Linked DNA regions of Homo sapiens: region 1 is linked to region 2. The links are chromatin contacts, found by Hi-C or POLR2A ChIA-PET in ENCODE. All regions are on one chromosome and are shown on one strand. Each heading gives the region's core, a stretch centred on a gene start or an enhancer-like site at or near the end of the contact. The rest is flanking DNA. Distances are from core to core; before and after follow the strand shown.

Evidence for each region. Hi-C counts contacts between places; a loop is a spot of excess contacts on that map. ChIA-PET counts read pairs that join two places held with the same protein, here RNA polymerase II (POLR2A). Pooled maps may share reads with other maps.
Region 1: a loop to region 2 is called in a map of MCF 10A, with 6 times the contacts of the local background. The contact joins two enhancer-like sites. A Hi-C loop is called at or near these places in 1 of 168 maps with a recorded cell type or tissue (MCF 10A) and 8 of 50 pooled maps. POLR2A ChIA-PET finds 5 or more read pairs at or near these places in 2 of 52 experiments (activated T-cell and activated naive CD4-positive, alpha-beta T cell).

What each region holds. Positions count from the first base shown.
Region 1 is chr2:207,307,854-207,313,058 of GRCh38, reverse strand. No RefSeq gene overlaps it. Among named protein-coding and RNA genes, the nearest start is that of MIR1302-4, 41 kb to the right of the region's middle. RefSeq lists an enhancer at 1,954-2,703. Within about 2 kb of position 1,483, at least 10 of the 41 ENCODE cell types and tissues checked have a DNase peak (open chromatin) inside an H3K27ac peak, as active enhancers do.
Region 2 is chr2:207,392,141-207,397,251 of GRCh38, reverse strand. No RefSeq gene overlaps it. Among named protein-coding and RNA genes, the nearest start is that of MIR1302-4, 130 kb to the right of the region's middle. RefSeq lists an enhancer at 1,669-2,868. Within about 2 kb of position 2,976, at least 5 of the 41 ENCODE cell types and tissues checked have a DNase peak (open chromatin) inside an H3K27ac peak, as active enhancers do.

The sequences.
Region 1 (5,205 bases), core at 234-2,733, 83 kb after region 2:
ATGCCTAGGGATTGTACCTCCTACTTAAAGCACCAGCACTTGATCCCTGCCTCAGGCTCTGTTTTCTAGGAAATTGAGTCTATACATATTTTATTTCAAACTCTTGCCAACATTTTGACTCAGGCAGGTATTTTTGTTGTTGTTGTTATTGATCATATTTTAGAGATGAAAAAGCTAAGGCCCAGAGAGTTTAAGCGACTAGCCCAAGACTACATTCATTCATTCATTACTTCATTTATTTAGCAGACATTTTTCAAACACTGTCTGTGTGCCAGGCACTGTTCTATGTGCTGGTGGTGACTAAGAGAGACAAGGTTATGCCTTCATGAAACTTAAATATGAATTGGTGGAGACAGATGGTACATAAGTAAATACATCAATCAACAAATTAGGGCAGTGGTAAATTATATTATTCTATTCTATACAACAGGGTTTTGTGTTAGAAAGTGGAGGGAAGGCAAGGAGAGCTAATTTATAATGTGATCAGGACAAGCATTTCTGAAGAGGTGACACATGAGCTGACGCCAGGGCTAGGTTAGAACTTCTAGAGGCTCTAAAAACTCATAGTTCCCCATCCCTGCTTGTGTATTGTAATTCGAATAGAAACAGTACCATGTTGTGTAATGAAGTCCAACATAGAAGGTGCCTGGTAAATATCTGCTAAATGAATGAATTAATGAACAAATGACAGATTCTTATTTTCCCCATGATGACTACTTGGATTTTAAAAATATATATCAAATTTCAAATTCTCCTCCCAACCCCCCAAAAAAACCTTTTTCTGGGAGAGTGTTCCCTATTGAGTAATGCAGTATTTGTTAAGGGTGAAATGATTAGCAGACTACAGACACTTTTAGGACATTGTAGGCAGAGGGAACAGCATGTACAAAGACAATGAAGTATGAACCAGCCTGAGTGACTTAAAGGAACAGAAAGATAGGCTGATGTGTCTGGGGAGTAGCAAGTGAGAGGGAGAGAGGTGTGAGATGGGGTAAGAGAGATGGCAAAAGCCAGATGATACAATCTTGAATTCCATGATGAGGGGTTAGGATTTTATTTTAAGGGCAATAGGGAGCCATAGGAAGATTTTTAGCAGGTGAGCGACATGATGAAAGTGATTGCTAAGTGGTAATTCTAAGTCTAGAACTCAAACCTCTGACTCCTGGACCTAAGTATTTCTATACTAAGCAGGTGTCAGAATTGGAACCAGGGGCTAAAGTCTGAGGCTCCCACTCCTGTGATAGAGTGAAGCCTAGCTTCATAGTCGTGTCTTGTAATATGAGGCCTTCAGATGACGCAACAATATGTCTCCAACTGTACCCTGTTTCCTGGCAATAGATAGTATGAGACAGACTCATGAAAGCACATCTGCTCAATTGGGCCTGTGTTGTTCCATCTATAGACTGGGACTGATGTAACCTCTCACCCATATAGGGAGGTGGTGGAGTGGTGACTCACAGGTCATCAGGACAGGAAGCATGTGATGTTGGGACTGCTGAGAATCACCAGTGGTTCTCATCAGTCTGAATACTCCAGTCGTCAGAACAGCAACATCTATCCTGTCATTAAAGAAGTGAACATTATGGAGAAAGTGCTTCATCCAGTGTAAGAGGGCTATGTGGTTATGTGCAGTAACAAGGGAAAGGCCAGCAGGAGTCTCATGGTTTTAAACATCATCCAGAAAAATGGCAGGGAAAGACTGGTAACCACCATCTGATGAGTAAAGTTTTATTCTGTTACTGTTTGTTGCTTTTGCCTGAAAAGGATGGAGGATTTTCTTAAATGGGACACCTTTGCGAAGAATTCTGAGATTCTCAATAAATGGGCACGTCAGTGCATATGTCGGGGGTCACTATTCTGAGGAGGATTCAGGACTTATCCATAGGCTTGAAGCTTTTCTCTCCCTTTCCCTCCCAACTTCCATTTTCTTAAAAGAGAACTCCAGTCTGGAGACACAAGCTCCTGTTTTCTCAGCGATGCCTCTCTCCAGGGAGGAGAGTGGGACCAGGCAGTTCTTGAGGCCTTTGGTAATTCATGCACCTTGTGCTTTTGCACCGTAAGTGCACGAATTCCCAACACTGACACAGCCATCCCCTTAACTCCCTAGCCTGTACCCCAGAGCAGCTGTGCTTTCTTCTGGCTCTGCAGATATCAATTCCTAAATAGGATGCCTTGAGGACATCAGAGAGACTGCCCCCTCCAGCTGATCACTTATGTGACATTTTGATGTTATTAATGTGTGTTCATCTGCTCCCTTCCTTCTCCCAAAAGGAGACAGGGAGAGAAACATTATTGAATAGAAATGCGGGGACCCACGGAGTGAGCATGCAGGAGGGGGAAGGGAGAGAGGAAATTTAAACTGGAGAGAGGTTGATGGAGCTGAGGGACGTGGAGAGGACTCCAAGGGGAGTGGGTAAACGACAGTTTGTGCATCACAAATCACACCTTCTCTCGAGTCCAACTGTTTCACCATCCTGCCCCCACCAGCCCGGCGCCTCTTAGCAATTCCCCGGCTGTCAGCTCTCTACCTGCTTGGCTCTGGCTGCTCTGCTCAGAGCTGCTCCCCTGGGCCTCCCTGGCTTGTCAGTGGGCTGCGTCAGCATCACGCCACACTGTCTCCCGTTGGCCCGGTGATCAACGCCTGACGGGCCGGCCCTCTCTCCCCTCTCAGCTGGGGCCAATGGGAGTCAGGGGAAGGTTTTGGTTACAAACGAAAATAAAATAAATAAGTCATACTCCTGCACTCAGGAGTCTGGGAAGAACGTCTTCATGGCCTCATAAATAATCTTTCCTTTTAAATCTGTCCTTCTTCTTCTAGATGTGCCTCCCACCCGCCCTCCACCCCGGCCCCCTTGGGCTGCCCCTTACAGTGCAGGGAATACAAAATGAGAGGCTTAGATTTAGACTTGGTGTTGGTAATAGCACCTCCCACAAAGGCATTTGTACCGTGTGTGTGTGTGTGTGTGTGTGTGTGTGTGTGTGTGTGTGTGTGCGCGCGCGCGCGCACGCAGGAGCACATGCACAGAAGCCAGCAAGATAGAATTCATGACAGTGTTATACTGATCCCACCCTGACTCATGGTCTTCTGACTTTTGCAACAAGTCACCCAGCCCCCTCCCAGGTTACCCCTCGACCCTGTCTTCCTACCCCAAAGCTCTCAGTTTATTTATTTCTTCCCATTACAGGGAAGCTTAAATGTGGGGATTAAATGGACTACCCTATTTTAAGATGCCTAGAAGTTTTTCTTAAAATCCATATCTATATCTCTCTTTATTGGACATTTAATTAAAGTTCATTCACTTTGAATCTTCTGCTTAAGACATTGTCCTCTTTTTCAAAACATATACCTTAAGGTAGGGGGTGTTATTAATCTCGTACCTTGAATGTGAATAAAAGTGCTTGAAAATTGGACCTCAGAGGGTCAGGAGAGATGGCCAGAACTCCTGAAGACCCCGTGGTTGTGGGGAGGAGGGGTGCATGCTAGAGAAAGTCTAGGGGGCTTTGCTGGATTGCCTAGGGTTGCCCAGGAGCTTTCCTAAGCATGATTCATCTTGGTCATCAGGCGGGTGTCCTCTGAGCAGATGCCGTGGTGGCATGAGGAGACAACCATGGGCACAGGGGCCAAAGAGTTAGAGGGGAGCTGGGGAGGAGAAGCATTGAGAAATTAATGCTCAGTGCACGAGAGGCCCCCAAAGTGGTCAGTTTTTTCTTGAAAAGTCTTCATTTTAGACCAGGGTGGGCAACCTTCCTTGGCCACTCCTCCCACACTCCCTTCCTTGCCTCACTCCAATGCACACTGCATGAAGAGAGTGGGAGTTTGCCCTCTATTGACTGCGTCCAGAGAGGGTCATCTGACCAGTCTTCTGGTCTGTTAAGGGGTCCAGGTGCCTGGTGTGCTACGTGAGGTTAAGAAGAAAGAAGAGAATGTGAAAAGATTAGATTTTTGGAAATGTTGCCCAACTTCTGCCAGATGGGAACATTGAAGGCACTACATGGCCATGGGCTTTCCTCTGAGAAATGCCAAGATGGAGCCATGTTGGTTCAGAAGGACAGACAGGCAAGATATCTGCTGCCATTTAATCATTATCTAGGAAGATTTCACAGTGTTCAGAGCCACACACATTTTTATCTCTTTGATCTCTTTCTAACTGCTTCCTCTGCATGGTTGCCATGCTGAGGCAGTGGTGAAGTTTTTATAGACTGTACTTTTGGTGGGTGGAGTAGCTTCCAGATTGGGTTGTGGTACAAGATGCAGAAGACTTCATCGCAGAGCCTCTGCATAGAGGTGGATTTGCCATGAGGCTAGTGCATTTTAAGCTTCAGGGCCTTTCACTTCCATGGGCTCTGTCCATGGCTCTGAAGCTGGCCAAAGAATAATCACACTTGAGGATACATTTTGCCCTTGGGAGGAAAGACTCCAGGAAGAGATCTAGGTAGGCTCTGTTTCACCAATAAATTCCAGGGTCCTGTGTACTTGGAGTGAGATCAAGAAGTAGGGGGCATGGGTTTTGAGCAGACATGTCTCCTAGCCCTGCAGATTTCTTGCCCTGTGCAGAGAGACACCAAGGGCAGAGGAGCAGAATGTATTCCTGTGAAGTACAGGTTCCCTCTTGCCTGGATGGTTCTGATGGTATCCCGATACGATGTCTGAGATTAGGAGTATGTGGGTATACAGGGAATAACAATATTTCAAATAGAGCCAGAAGTTAGCTTTTGGAAAATTATTCCACATCTTACACTTCATATGTATAAAAGAAATTTGATAAGTTCCCCAAGATTTGACAACTATCCTAATAGTTTACATGAGAATGACTTCTGGAACTAAAAAAAATAAAAAATTTTTTCTAAACCGTCAATAATAGAAGGTGAATTTTGGTCAATGATGCTAGAGGAAAGACTGAATTGCTTTTGAGTTTTTCCTATAGGAAAGAATTTACAAAATCCTTGTCATGTGAAGAAGTTACTAAAGAGCATGCAGCAAAGATTGTAGAGGAACAAGTATTATAGGCATGTGAGGATGTTAATTAATAAAAACATTACTTTTTTGGTATTTGTGATGTATTTGATATTTTCCCACCTTATTATTTTATATTTAGAGACAGTGTCTTGCTCTTTTGCACAGGTTGGAGTGCAGTGGTGCCATCATAGCTCACTGCAGCCTCAAACTCCTGGGCTCAAGTGATCTTCCTGCCTCAGCCTCCTGAG
Region 2 (5,111 bases), core at 1,727-4,226:
CAGATGAAGTCTCAGTTAACACCATGTCATGATACAAAAACAATTTGTGGCACTAAATGTCTCATGTTCCCTTAGTGAAAAATAAAGTATAACTACACACATTCCTTCAATGTTTTTTCCAGATTCTTCTGCGTGATCCTTATAGGTGAAGCAAGGCATTTCCAAAGCCCAGATGTTTATTCCTTTCTTATTCTAATATCATACCTTTTACCACCAAATTCAAAACATATGATTACAAAATTAGATAGGTAAATATTAGAGTGTAGACTTGTTGAATAATATTTGAGTTCAGTATTCTTCATGTTGACACCTCTTTTGGTTGAACAGTTAATATTTACATTGAAATATTCTTTAGTGAAGAAAACCTGCTATAAAGAGAATCATATTGTGTGCAATTCTTGGCTTAAGCGATTCTGATTTCTCATATGTTTTTGAGATATCTTAATGCTGAGAATTGGATTAACTCGCACAGAGCTTCATATCAGGTGAACTGCTCAGGTTTGTAACCTTAGACAAAGCATTTTTATATGGGACTTGGTTGTATAATTTTTAAATTGAGAAGATTTCACTGGGTAATCTTTAAAGTCCTTCAAGCCTCGAATAGTTTGCCACATTTGGATAATATACATTCATGTCGGTGTGAGTTGAAAAGGAAGCTTAAAGAATGGTAACTGGTTTTTAAAATATATCTGATTCAATATTTGCACTGACAACAGTGTTGTTAGACACAGAACTTCGTCATTCACAGATTCATCATACAATTCATTCAGCCTTTAATTTTGTTATTTAATGTTGCTATACTTTTAGTAATGAAAAGCTAATGATCAGTGACTTTAATTATGTGCGTGTTCTTTTTTTTTTTAATTATACTTTAAGTTTTAGGGTACATGTGCACATTGTGCAGGTTAGTTACATATGTATACATGTGCCATGCTGGTGCGCTGCACCCACTAACTCGTCATCTAGCATTAGGTATATCTCCCGATGCTATCCCTCCCCCCTCCCCCCACCCCACAACAGTCACCAGAGTGTAATATTCCCCTTCCTGTGTCCATGTGATCTCATTGTTCAGTTCCCACCTATGAGTGAGAATATGTGGTGTTTGGTTTTTTGTTCTTGCGATAGTTTACTGAGAATGATGATTTCCAGTTTCATCCATGTCCCTACTAAGGACATGAACTCATCATTTTTTATGGCTGCATAGTATTCCATGGTGTAGTATTCTGTCTTCACTGGTTGTAAAAGAAGTTACTAGATGTTTCTCTTAGGCTATATATATGTGTATGTGTTTACATATATATATTTGCACAACCACTAGATAATAGATTAAGGTTTCTTATGAACAGTGAGCATAACACCACCAAAACTAAACTCAGAATATCTCCCTTGAGTCTGCTCCTCAGGCTTTCCTACCAGATGAAATGACACCAAGCCACAAACCAGGAGTCTCCTATGACTCTTTTCTTTCCCTCACCTTTGACATCCAATCAGCTAGAAAATCCTTGGCTCAGCTTTCAAAGTTGATCTCAGATTACTTCATTCCTCTCCACCTCCTCTGTTTCACCAATCTGCCAGTCCTTCCATGGATTAAGGCAGAAACCGCTTCAGTGTTCTCTCAGCTTCTTTTGCCCCTAGGCTCTGCATAGCAACCACAGTGGTCTTTCAACACCTAAACCACTTCACTTTCCTCCTCTCCCTAAAACCTTCCAGTGGCATTTGCTTGCACTTAGAATAAAATCCAAGTTCCTTATTGTGGCATGTTAGTTAAGGTGATACTGGCTGTGGTGGTGAATACAACTCTAATGTTCAGTGCTTCCTTCACACATGAAAACATATCCCTGGCTCAGGTAATAGTTTGGTGCACGTGTCCCTGGTTTTGAGCAATTTTCCTCCACATGGTGATTCAGGGACCCAGGTTTTTTCTTCTTGTGATCGTGTCGTCTGCTATGGCCTCAGAGCCTTCTACATCCAGCTGGCAGATGGAGGAAGAGAGAATGGAAAAGGCACACCCATTTTTTAACTGCTGTAACATTAATATGACCCCATTACAGCAACTCACATTCCACAGATGAGAACTGGTCATGATAACCTACAGGCCACATTTGGCAGGCTTCCAAATTACCACCCCACCCCGGGGGAGGTCTTATGATTCATGGAGTATATCCTGTCCTGAGTGAAGAATCTTATTGTGAGTTCTTCAAACTGTTAACACACTGATTAATACGTATCCTACTGACAGTGAAAAGGATGCTGATGTGTTTCTGAATCACGAAGTTTTGCTGATTTGTTTCTGAATCATGAAGTTTTACTGATTGTCTTGCACGTAGCACATTTTAGCCTGTATGATGTCACCTGCAGCCAATGATTGTAACCTCTGTATTGTAGCCTCCACTGAACAGGACAACTCTGGTATAAGGAGTCCTCCTCCCTTCTTCTAAACTTTCCCATAAAAGCCTTCCAGCTTGTAGCAGCCTCTGGCACACACACAACTTTGTTGGCCTGTCTTCCCGGGGGGACCCTCACAAATTATTTCTGTCTCAACAGCCTTAATTTCAGTTAAGAGTCACATGAACTTCCCTAGAAGCTAGTGGGGGGAGTGAGAAATGTAGTCTCTGTCAGGGAGATGCTCTCTAGGCAGTGAAAAGCGCTATGGAGGGCAGTCTGAATCCTTGGTGGCCAGCCAGCTAGCCATCCTGCTGCACATGGTCTTCCAGCCCCCCCATGACTTGCCCTTGCCCTCCTTTCTAACCTCCTCGCAACCCCTTTCCCTGGCTATGGTCCAGTCACACTGGCCTCCTTCCTTCTGTAACCTCAGACTCATCCTTGACTTAGGACTTTTGTGTTCTCTCCCTTCTGCCTGGAAAGTTATTGTTCCCAGACCTTTGCCTGGGTATTTCTCTTTAACACTCAAGCCTCAGTTCAAATGCCATCCCCTCAGGAGCCCTTCCTGACTATGCAATACAGACACATCACCAGGTTTAGTTGTCTTTACAACATGAATCAACTATCTGGAATTATCTGTGCTTTTTAACTCGGTTATTGTCTACTCTGCCCCTACTCGCCATCTGTGTAATGTAAACTCCATGCCTGACTGTCTTGCTCTCTGCTGTCTATATGTCCAGCACACAAAACCTGACTGGCACATATATGTCACTAAATACATATTTATTAAATGAACGGATAAAATCTTTTGGTCCTGGGTTCATATCAGTGAAGAAGAGTTGGTATAGGAACACCAGTGCCACTTTACATTTTCAATCACTAAGGTTCAGTTGTGCTGATCAATCATTCAACCAGTAAAATCAACCATTTCTTCTGCATTAAATCCTCATTGTACCATCCTGGAAGAACCTGGTGGTATATCTTAATCTAGTCAACCAACTAACCAACCAATCTATATCCTGTTAGAAATCCTTCTGTGCAAATTATTTTAAAATGTACTTAGTCTTTTGGAATTTTTTAAATAGTCTTTTCCTGACTAAATGTGAATCTGCATTACAAGTGGTACATTTTGCTTGCAAGTAATTCTTATTGCCACTAATAACACTACCGGGGAATACAAATAAACCAATGCAAAGCAATTCTAATGTCTGCTCCACCAGCCAGTTTTAAAGCTGCTAATGGAACTTGAGGCGTTAGAGTTTTGTGTGTGCTCAGAATTTCAGAATGACTTCTTAATTCCTTTTCCTTATTATTTCCAGGGTGGAAATTCAAAGCCCTTTTGAATTCTTATTGATGAAATTACTGGCAAAAATATGGAGTTTTATGAGCATATATTTTATTCTACTGCGAGGCAACATTAGACAATGAAACAAATATTTGTTTCAAAGCCAAAAGTCCTGAGTTTGAATTTTTTGGGTCTGCCATTTGTCAGCTGTGTGACCTTGGGCAGGTTGTTACTTTTTTTCTGTGCGTCATCAGTTTCTCAATCCATACAAAAACAGTGATAATCTTCACAGGGCCTTTGTGAGGAATAAATATGAGTGTTTAGCTTAAAGCCGACGCTTAGTAGGTGCTCAAACGATGTCAATTTTTCTCCTTTATGGTGTTCTTTACTCCATTTAGCCCAAAGTTCTTTAGAAGACAAAGTCTGAAAGAGCAAAAGTTTTAAAAAATATAGAACACTTTAACATAAAATTTCTCATATATGCTCAGGGTTGAATTAGAAATGTTGGGGTCATTTCTTTCTGTCTTGCTCATGTATCTCATAAGTTATAAGTCATGTTGAGTCTACTCCTGAATTATTCCTGGAGACCATCCACTTATCTCTGGATACTATACCTCCTTTTTCAGTAGGATAACTCCCAACTGGTCTCTTCAGCGCCTTCTTTTTCAACTCTATCCTCTATATTGTGTTACTGTTAGTTTTCTAAAATACTGATATAAACATATTACTTTCCTTCTTATGGCTCAGAGCCTTCAGTTGCCCATAGGTTAAAATTTGTCCATGTAAATTCTTAGCACGGTTTAGCTCTAAATAATTTCATTAGCCAAATTTTCTTCCTTTGTATTCTCACTCACCCTACATTCTTGTTATACTGACCTTTTCATTATTCCCCACTCTGTCTTCTGTGAGCCTTTCTGCCTTGAAAAGCAGTTTATTTTCTATCTAGAATATTCTACCTTCTCTTCTTTGCCAGGTTAACTCCTACTCATCCTTCAGGATCCAAGTCACATATCACTTCTTCAGCTCTGTTGTACATGTGGACCATGGCAATGTCTGTGCTCTACCACTATGTCTACTGCTGGAGTCCAGGCTTGTCTGGGTGAATCCTAAGGACTGGGATGGGGATGGGTGGCCCCTTCTGCTGACAACCCAGTAATGGCACATAAACTTTCCATAAAATTTAAAACATTATTAAATTCATTTTACATTATATTGCTTAATAAAGCAATTCATGTATTTCAGATTTGGAATCTGAAATAGAATTCAAATCAAAATATATAATATTAAGATGCTAAAAGAAATCACATTTAGCAATAAGAGATCTGCAAGTTCAGTCAAGGAAAAATAACATAAACCATCTTCAAAAGCAACTTACTCAACAATAAAATTTGATCAAGGGTACAACATTAAAATCAGATACTGCTGTGTATGATAATTATAAAAT